Linked DNA regions of Homo sapiens: region 1 is linked to region 2. Evidence: read pairs that join two places in POLR2A ChIA-PET (ENCODE). Cell type or tissue: K562. All regions are shown on one strand.

Region 1 (5,000 bases), 50 kb before region 2:
CAGACAACAGGACAAAAGGCCAACTAGAAAGCTACTGAAATAGTCCGGGTCTAAAAGCAGCACTGGCTCTGAGAATGAAAAGAAAAGGAAGCATGAAGAGGAGCTGAATCCGAAGAGAACTGGGAGATGTCACTGGATTTTTACAATCAGTAGATCACCAATCACTTTCAGGATAGTACACAAGAGGAAAACAGAGGTTACAGAGTGAATAAGAAAGAATACTGGAAACACGCAGACTATTCCCTCTCAAGAATTTTGGCACTAAAAAGAACAGAGGGGACTGCACAGTAAGAGTAAGCAAAACAAGGGAGAAATGACTGAGGTTTTGTGTTGTAACGCATATTTCGTGTTGTTCTGTTTTTAGGACCAGAAGAAATGGAATGTGAGGGGAAGTGATATATACCACTCCTAGGCCTGGCCCATAAAAGCTTCCCACGTGACCCTCCGTGCTCACTCTTCCCCTGTCGGCCAGCTGAACGTCAACACCCAGGGTGACCCTGGAAACCACTTACTAAAGATCCCAGAGGCTCCATTAGTCTTGGAAAGGGCCATCCTACCATGATTGAATTGACACAGTGATAAATAAACTTCTATTTTGTAGAGCCACTGAGATTAAAAAAGAAACAAAGGTGTTGTGAGTTGAGCATGGGCAGGTGCTAAGGGCATAAAACCCAGTGAAGAGATGAAAAGACAGATGCAGGCATACAGCTCTCACTGTCATCCATGCTTATAACAAAATGGAAGTACCTTCTTCATTACATGTAAAGACATCCCAAAAAAATTTAAGCAGAACAATATTTATACGACCATTAACTGGAGAGCAGTTTCTGAAGTAGTTTCTTCTATCGTACTTCATCCATTTTGATAATTTCTAAAAATCTCTCCTATCTTTAAAAATTATTTTAAATTAGGACATGTGTAGTAGCTCACATCCCAGAACTCTGGCAAGATAAGGCAGGAAGGTCTCTTGAGGCCAGGATTTCGAGACCAGCATGGACAAGACAGCAAGAACCTTGTCTACAAAAAAAAATTTTTTTTAATCAGCCAGACACAGTGGCATGTGTCTATAATCCTAGCTACTCAGAGGCTGAGGCAGGAGAGTTGCTTGAGCCCGGGAGTTCAAGGCTGTAATGAGCAATGATCATGCCACTACACTTCAGCCTGCATGACAGAGCAAGACCCCAACTCTAAATAAATAAATAAAAATTATTTTAAATTAACTACTGGAACCACTTTAGAAAGGCCCTAATTTCCCCATTCAACTTCTACTTGGAAATATTCCTAAATTGCTTGGCATCCTATCAAATTAAGGCTGTTGAGAAAAGCAGTAGAATTCATTTAGACTCTGAGAAAAAGTAATGATGAACCTCAAATGTTTCATTTTAAGTGTTCTTTTACTCTCCTTTCTAAACCAATATCTCCTGAAAAGCAAAGGCAAACTTTCTTATAAAAGTATGCTTGAGTTATTTGATACAGATATTCAATTTAATATTAACCTAACTTCCTTTAATAAGATATCGCCTTTTTGTACCTGTTAGGACTCCATGGTATGGTGGGAGTCATACTGATGTCTGGAAACAAAACCCCATTGTCCTTGATCCTGTCTAGTGCATAGTGCATTTCACAGAGGGGTAATCGATTTAATTGAAACTGAAGTTCAACCTGAAAGACAAAATGAATGTTTTAAAAACTGCATGAAAGCAAACATCAATGCTGGCAGCTCACTAGAATACTTTGGGAGGAATCTGTTTGGGACAGTAAGTTTAGAGATTCTTTTAAAGTATAATCATAGTCTAATCATAATTATGATGAATAATATTTGCTTTGTTCATTTATAACCAGGCACTGTAACAAGTACTTTACTATGGATTATCTCATTTAATAGTACCAATGATATATATATACTATTATTAACATCATTTTACATATTAAGAAATTGACATATTTGTAAGTTACCTAATCTCTAGTTAAAGGCTACTTTATTCTACCATTCCCATGAAAATACTTTTGCAAAAGATCAGAACATGTGAAGTATCCAGTCGTGAGAGATGATTAGCCCTGATACTCTATCAATTTACAATTAATAAATAATGTTCACCAAGTTTTATGTTTAAAAAGAGAAAAGATTAGTCTTCCAGTTAAATATGGCAGACTGAAGACATAATTCACCTAAAAACCCATAAAGATAGAACAGGAACAGATACAACTGCAGATGAGAGATGTCCCAGGAGGTAGCTTACATAGTTTCTTTTCATCTTTTCTTCCATTGCTGATTTAAAACTCTAATCAGAAAGCTCAACCTTGTATAACACTGGAACATTCTAAATGTTACTTATATTTAAAAGAATCACTTTTCTCTGGGAGTTACTACAGGTGCAATTTTCAACCCACCACTGTAGACTTCAAAGTCAGCTTTGCTTTTGTTTACGGCAGAAGAAAAACTAAACCAGAGGAAGACTACGAGCTGATAATGAGGCTACAGACCACTATGGTTAAGCTGCAACCTTCAAACATACCTGTGTGTCACAGTCAGGCCGAAGATTAAGTTCTTCACAGCATTCCCTAGATAGCCTTAAAAATATATATTCCTTTGTTTTTTCTTCAATAGTAGCTTCATAAACCTTCTCTTTGGTTCCCTGGGTCTGTACTAACTTCTGTTTAGGGACTGGTAATAAATAAACAGCATTGACTTTGGTCATCACCAGTCGTCCAGCCAAAGTATCTTCAGAAAGTGTTTCAGTAAGCTTAAAGCGACCAAAAAGTTGTCCATTCTGAGCATACTTTGCACCTCCAGAAACACCAGTGAGCATGAAGCTTGCCAGAATCTGCAATTGCACTTTAAGGTTGAACCTAAACCAGAAGTAGAAAACTAGTTTGAATATTTTACATCAAAAATATATAAAAACTAGAAGAGTGAAACAAAGTAAATCAAATATAAACATACCAAAAATTAAACCATTATATCAATTCCACTTCATTGAGCTAAAAACTGTATTTTTCTGCCTTTAATACAAGCTGGAAACAACAAAAAAAAATTTTTTTTTTTGTTTTTTTGAGACGGAGTCTCACTCTGTCGCCTAGGCTGGAGTACAGTGGCACGATCTTGGCTCACTGCTACCTCTGCCTCCCAGGTTCAAGAATTCTCCTGCCTCAGCCTCCCGAGTAGCTGGGATTACAGATGCCCACCACGCCCGGCTAATTTTTGTATTTTTAGTAGAGACAGAGTTTTGACATGTTGGCCAGGCTGGTCTCAAGCTCTTGATCTCAGGTGATCCACCCACCTCTGCCTCCCAAAGTGCTGCGATTACAGATGTGAGCCACCATGCCTGGTCAACAAAACTTTTTTTTAAGTGAATAAACTCCCATGTAAGTTACATAAAGATACAAGCTAAGTTGTGTTGAAGAATATGCACATTCAAAAAACACCTGAGTATTTAAAATGAAACTAAATGTTGTTTTTTAAGTAACATGAAATATTATATACTAATTAATATAAAAGTCTGAACACACCACTGGGACAATAAAGACTTTAAAATCACCTGGAACCAGAAGGAAACACATTGCATTGAAAATTACAATGGACTTTAAACCAATTACTTTCCAAGTAGATCTTACCAGCAGATTCTAGCCATAAAATATCTCTTTCAATAATGTTAATGAATAACATTTAAAATAAATTTTCATTCATGGCTACATGGAGGCAGGTCTCATGCAGGAATTATGGCAAGAGAAGTTAAGGCCTATCTTATCAGACAATGGTTGGTATACTCCCTCACACTTCCATGTGTGCACGTGAGTATGAGAGAGTATGTGTAAAGGCAGCACAGAGAATCAAGATTAATTTACACAGTCAAGAAATATGGAGCCGGACATGGTGGCTCACGCCTGTAATCCTAGCACTATGGGAGGCTAAGGCGGGCAGATCACCTGAGGGGGGCAGTTCAAGACCAGCCTGGCCAACATGGTGAAACCCTGCATCTACTAAAAATACAAAAATTAGCCAGGTGTGGTGGCAGGCACTTGTAATCCCAGCTACTCAGGAGGCTGAGGCAGGAAAATCACTTGAACCCAGGAGGTGGAGGTTGCAGTAAGCCAATTATCACATCACTGCACTCCAGCCTGGGCAACAGAGTGAGACTCTGTCCCCAAATTAAAAAAAAAGAAAGAGAAATATGAAGTGAAAGAAAGATGTAAACTAATTAACAGTTCTCCTTTGCTGTTCTGAAATGGTGCTGTAAGAGGTAAGACAACATGGTAAGAAATGGTGGCAACATTTTCTCCTTTTTCTTAGGTTTGTCTTAGTCTGTTTTGTGTTGCCGTAACAGAATACCTGAGACTGGATAATTTATAAAGAACAGAGATTTATTTCTTACAGCTCTGGAGAATAGAAAGTCTAAGATCAAGGGGCTGGCATATGGTGATGGTCTTCAGGCTGCATCATCCCATGGTGGAAGGCAGAAGGGCACGAAAGTGTGAGCAAAAGCAATGGCAAGAGAGGACTGAATTCACTCTTCTAACAGCCCACTCTCATGATAAGGAGCCCATTCCTGTATAATCACATTATCCACTCATGAGGGTGGAATCCTCATGGCCTAATCACCTTTTAAGAGTCCCACCTCTTAATACTGTCCCAATGGCAATTACATTTCAACATTAGTTTTGGAGGGGACATTCAAACTACAGCATTCTGCCCATAGCCTCCAAATGCATGTTCTTCTCACATACAGAATACATTCATTCCATCCCAATAGCCCCTAAAAGTTTTAACTCTTTCCAGGATCAACTCTAAAGTCCAAGTCCAGAGTGTGAACTAAATCAGATACGGATAAGACTCAAGGCACAATTCATCCTGATTCAAATTCCTCTCCAGTTGTGCCTGTGAAATTAACGAGTTACATGCTTCCAAAATACAATGGTGGGACAAGCACAGGATAAACATTCCCATTCCCAAAGGGAAAACTAGGCAAGAAGAAAGGAATAAGTGGTTCCAAGTAAGTCCA
Region 2 (5,000 bases):
CTAGCTAAGCTTAACATTTTATTCAATGTGAGTTATGTTTCTTAAACTTTGGCCCTTGTGACTGGAGCTATTCAAACTTTTTTTTTTTTTTTTTGAGACGTAGTCTCACTCTGTCGCCCAAGCTGGAGTGCAGTGCTGTGATATCGGCTCACTGCAACCTCCGCCTCCCGGGTTCAAGCAATTCTCCTGCCCCAGCCTCCCAGGTAGCTGGGACTACAGGCATGCGCCGCCACGCCCAGCTAATTTTTGTAGTTTTAGTAGAGATGGGGTTTCACCATATTGGCCAGGCTGGTCTCAAACTCCAGATCTTGTGATCTGCCCGCCTCAGCCTCCCAAAGTGCTGGGATTACAGGTGTGAGCCACCACACCCGGCCTCACACAAACTTCAAAAGGACACATCATCAATGTTCCCAGGGGAGTGACAAGAACTTAAACATTCATGAGTAAGAGCAATGTTCACAGGTATGCCCAGCTCAGTGGGAATGTCATCATCCAAATCAGTCACTAGCCACCACAGTAAGGTGGGCTTTTCAAACATTATCATCATTTTTGAAATTAGCCAAAAAAAAAAATCAAACCTTAAACATTGTTCAATTCAATAATTCGAGTCTCATTTTTAAACATACCATGTCTACAATCTTCATCAGCTTGCACATAATTTTTCTGCAAAACAAAAATACAAGATAAAATTAAGTATTTCAAGAGCTGCTTTTAACAGAGATGTTGTCAAAGGGAAACTTGGCTTTGTTTCAAAGTTTAATCATTAATGTTGTAAACTTACTATTCACAGAGCAAAGCTAACACATGTGCCCTCTGAGGATTACAGGGCACTCTACAAATAAACGTCACAGTATACTTCCTAGTCCATGGACCCCCACTCCTACTTCTCACCTTCTCTAACCCTAACTCATCAGCACCTCCCTCCCCGCCAAAAGCTTTACTGAGAAAACTGAAGCCACAAGAAGAGAATTTTCATAGACTGTCACCACCACGTCTCCCCACTTCCCAGCATACACTCTGTCTTCCTTCTACCTGTTAACAGACATACTACCATGCTCCTTTCTAAAGTCAACCTACGCCTGTGCAGATCAACTCAGCCGCCTACGCAGGTATGGCACTCCAGCAAGCCTCCTCGACTTGTCCTACATCATTAATTTTTTGCTTTTGATTGGTTCATTTCTATACAGAAATACAGTTATTTCTCCCATCTAAAAAAATATTTCCCTTGACTTTATCTCTCCCACTAGCTACCATTCCTTTTTCTTTTTCCTTTTCCTTTCTCTTTTTTTTCTTTAGTGTCTCTTCATGGCAAAACTCCTCAAGAGTTGTCTATGTTGATGTATTTCAATTCCTTCCCCCAATTCTCTCCTAAGCCCTCTTTTTAAGCAGACTTTCACCCACTACTCCAAGGAAGCCACTCTCAAGAGATCACCAGTGACCTCCACTGCATCCATGTGGACCCACACGATTCACATGTGCCCACTCAGACACATTCTCATGGCTTTCTTGGCAGCTGCTGACACTACTCCTCATTTCCTCACTTGGACACACTTCCTTCCTTCACGCGGCTACCAGGACTCCTTCCTCTCACACTTTCCCCTTTCCTCAGGGTTGCTCTTTAGGTTGCTTTGCTGGTTGTTGCTCTGCTCCCCAACCTCTTGACACTGCAGCAGCCCAAGACTCGGCCCTCAGTCCTCGCCTCTTCTCTATGATGCTCATTTTCCCTTGGTGATTCTACGCTGGCTCAAGACATCATATAGCACTTCTATCCCACAGTCTTCAATGAATCTCTCTCCCAAATTCCATACGTGCATATCTGACTGCTTACTCAGCATCTTCAGCTGGGTATCTGAATGACATCTCAAACTCAGTACGTCCAAAACTGAACTCCCACCTTCCCCCACAAAACCTCCTCCCCAGCTGTAGCCTTCTAACCTCAGTTGAAGGAAACATCATTCTTCCAATTGCTCAGACAAAAAGTATCGAGGTAAGTAACTGCGACTGCTCCCCCTCATTCCCTGCATTCAATACATTAGGAAACCTGATTGCTTCTATTTTCAATGTATAAACCAAAACCTAGTTACTTCTCACTATCTCCACTGCTACCATTTTGATCTGAGCCACTCTGGCCTGGATTATTCTAATAGTCTCCAATCTAGTCTCCTTGCATCAACGCTTATCCCTTTACAGTTTATTCTCAGCACAAAAGTCAAACAATTTCTGTTAAATTAGATCACACCACTCCTCTGCCCAAAGCCCTGCAATAGCTCCCCAACTCACAGAGAATAAAAACCAAAGTCTTTATCACGAGCCAGCAGGCCCCACAGGCTTTGGTCCTCCCACCTCTCCACCGCGTGCACTCTACTCTGGCCACACTAACTCCTAGCTGCTACTCAAGCACAGCAGGCATGCTTCTGCTGCTGGGTCTGTTTCCATTGCCTGCAATGCTCTTCCTCCAGTTTTACACATGGCTCACCCCCTTGCCTCTGGTTATCACCTTCTCAATGAGGCCTGCCTTGACCACTCTATTTAAAATTGTAACCACATCTCTAACCCCAATATTCCCAATCTCCCCTGCCCTGTTCTCCTTTTTTCATGCGGTTACTACCTTTTAACAATCTATGGTGGGGTTTTTTTTTTGGTTTTTGTTTTTTGTTGTTTTTTTTTTTTTTAAGACGGAGTCTCGGAGTCTCGCCCTGTTGCCCAGGCTGGAGGGCAGTGGTGCAACCTCGGCTCCCTGCAACCTCTGCCTCCTGGGTTCAAGCGATCCTCCTGGCTCAGCCTCCTGAGTAGCTGGGATTATAGGCACGCGCTACCACGCCTGGCTAATTTTTGTATTTTTAGTAGAGACAGGGTTTCACCATGTTGGTTAGGCCAACTCAAACTCCTGACCTCATGATCCACCTGGCTTGGCCTCCCAAAGTGCTGGGATTACAGGTATGAGCCACCACGCCCAGCCGGTGTTTATTTTTTATAATGCTTATTGTTTATTTTCTGTTCCCCTACTAGAAAAAGTATCATAAAGAAGAGACTTTTCTTTCTCTTTCATCAATATATATAACAAGAACCTAGAACAGTGTCTAGTACACAGTACATACTCAATAAATACTTGTTGAGTGAGTGCATAATCCAAAATGCCCTAAAGTAGAACAGTTTTCAAGGTTCAAAAACGTAGTTACCTTGCCATCAAATATATTCAGCAATCACCAGCCACTTCACTCACATCTCTTTGGCCCAGAATTAGCTATTTGTATCGTCACCCCTCAATGAAAAAGGCCATTTTACATAGTTCAGCATTGGCTTATTGACAGTGTTTACTCACCAGTTGCAAAAATGAGGCAATTCTGTAGAGAAGACTCTCGATTTTGATGCGTTCTATTTCCAATGGACAAGGCCCTGTGAAGTCTGCCATGGAGTACTGGCCAAGAGAAAGAAGGGCCTCTGTGCAGTGCTTGAGGGCCATTTCATAGTCCTGCCTCTTAAGTGATTCACATGCTTGTTCACATGACTTTTCAGCTCTTCTGTCTTCCATGACTCAGGGACAAAAATCCTACAGACAGGGAGAAAGAACAAGAGAAGGTTTTTTAAACTTATTAATTATAAATTCTAGCCCCATTCCTATCTCAGCTGGCTTAATTATCTATCTGAATACTCTCAGCTAGCCTTTTGATCAAGGTCACAGCTAAGCAGCAGCTATTGATGCTACAAAATCTATACTTCTCTTTGATATTTTATGAAGTCTTTACTAAGATTCAAGCAAAATGTCAATCATAAGCCAGGATCATACCAACAATATAACAAATTTATAAATGAGGCAAATTTAGAAATGAAACATGACTGTGAATACCGCAAAGTATACAACAAACCATAAAGGATCCCCTTTCTTAACCAAAGGGACAGAAACGTTTCATATCCAAATCTCCAAATTTCAGTTTCCTAATTTCAGTCTCACAGTTCTGTGACCATGATTGCAAAAAACCAAAATCTATACCATGCAGGATTATTTCCCACCAATTAAAAAACTGGTTGGAACTGTATGAACTGTCCATTAATTCAATTCAACAAACATTTCTCGAGGGCCAGGCCCTGTGCTAGCAGCAATGAATGCAAAGACAGGGCATGTCATCTCTGCTTTCAAGAAACTCAGATTCTAGCAAGACAGGCAAAGCACAAATGAACAATTACAAAAAAGACTTATTCCATCTGCCTAAAGGCATGAGCTGATTGCAAAAGGTGAACAGGAGTTCACCATACAGATGACAGGGAGAGCAAATGTGAGCTTTTCAGAGAGACGAGTTCAAGTGAAATCACCAAGGGGAGAAAATACACAGCCTAAACTCAAGGTACATCAGAGGAGTAAGAGAAGCTATGAATGACCTCAAATGCCACAACAAGAAGCAAGGGTTTTATTCCACAGGCAATGGAACACGATGAAATTTTTTAAATACGGAAGGAATCTATCAAACATAAGTCCTACCAGTTCTATAAAGAACTGGTTAGAAATAGAAGAAATCACAGCTTGCCACAGGGGAAGAAATGGCAAACATTGCCATTAGTAAGAGATCACTAAAATAGTCCAAGTAAGAAATAGCAGGAGTTTACACGTTGTTTCTCCCTAGCTATAACACTCATGGCAGGGGTGGAAAACTTGGACACAGAAGACCGACATCCTTTGACCTGACATTCACAATACTGCTCCAAAGAGTCACTCTTGCTGACCATCTCTGTCAAACTTACAGATTGCTTTCCGTGCCTGCATCCACCTTCTCTCTCTCCTGCTCCTCCCTACCTTCCACCTTAACCGCTGGCCTTACGGTACTTCTTTGTCCCTTCCGCCTGCCTCCAGCCTACATATATGTTCTCTGCCAGCCTTCTCGGCTTTTATAATGACACATGGGCCCTGCCCTCTCCTCGCTGTGCTGTAACCATCTGCTGCCAATAAACTGCAGTGCAAGATGAGGGGAGAAAAGTCATTGATGGGCAGCTCATAGAGAGCAGCA

The links. Peaks named below come from ENCODE experiments on the same cell type or tissue, not always from the same donor. Only the 100,000 strongest peaks of a DNase experiment are listed, where the experiment ranks them.
Region 1: POLR2A ChIA-PET joins it to region 2 with 5 read pairs; 5 of 35 experiments call an interaction of 5 or more read pairs at or near these places.

Annotation. Positions count from the first base shown.
Region 1 is chr17:67,164,947-67,169,946 of GRCh38, forward strand. HELZ (helicase with zinc finger) reads right to left here. Exons shown (of 33, transcript NM_014877.4): 14 at 2,517-2,850; 15 at 1,532-1,662. Among named protein-coding and RNA genes, the nearest start is that of HELZ-AS1, 77 kb to the right of the region's middle. In K562, no CTCF peak of the experiment used is centred here; no DNase peak of the experiment used is centred here.
Region 2 is chr17:67,215,273-67,220,272 of GRCh38, forward strand. HELZ (helicase with zinc finger) reads right to left here. Exons shown (of 33, transcript NM_014877.4): 4 at 3,323-3,550; 5 at 627-663. The coding sequence starts at 3,532. Among named protein-coding and RNA genes, the nearest start is that of HELZ-AS1, 27 kb to the right of the region's middle. In K562, no CTCF peak of the experiment used is centred here; a DNase peak (open chromatin) is centred at 2,379.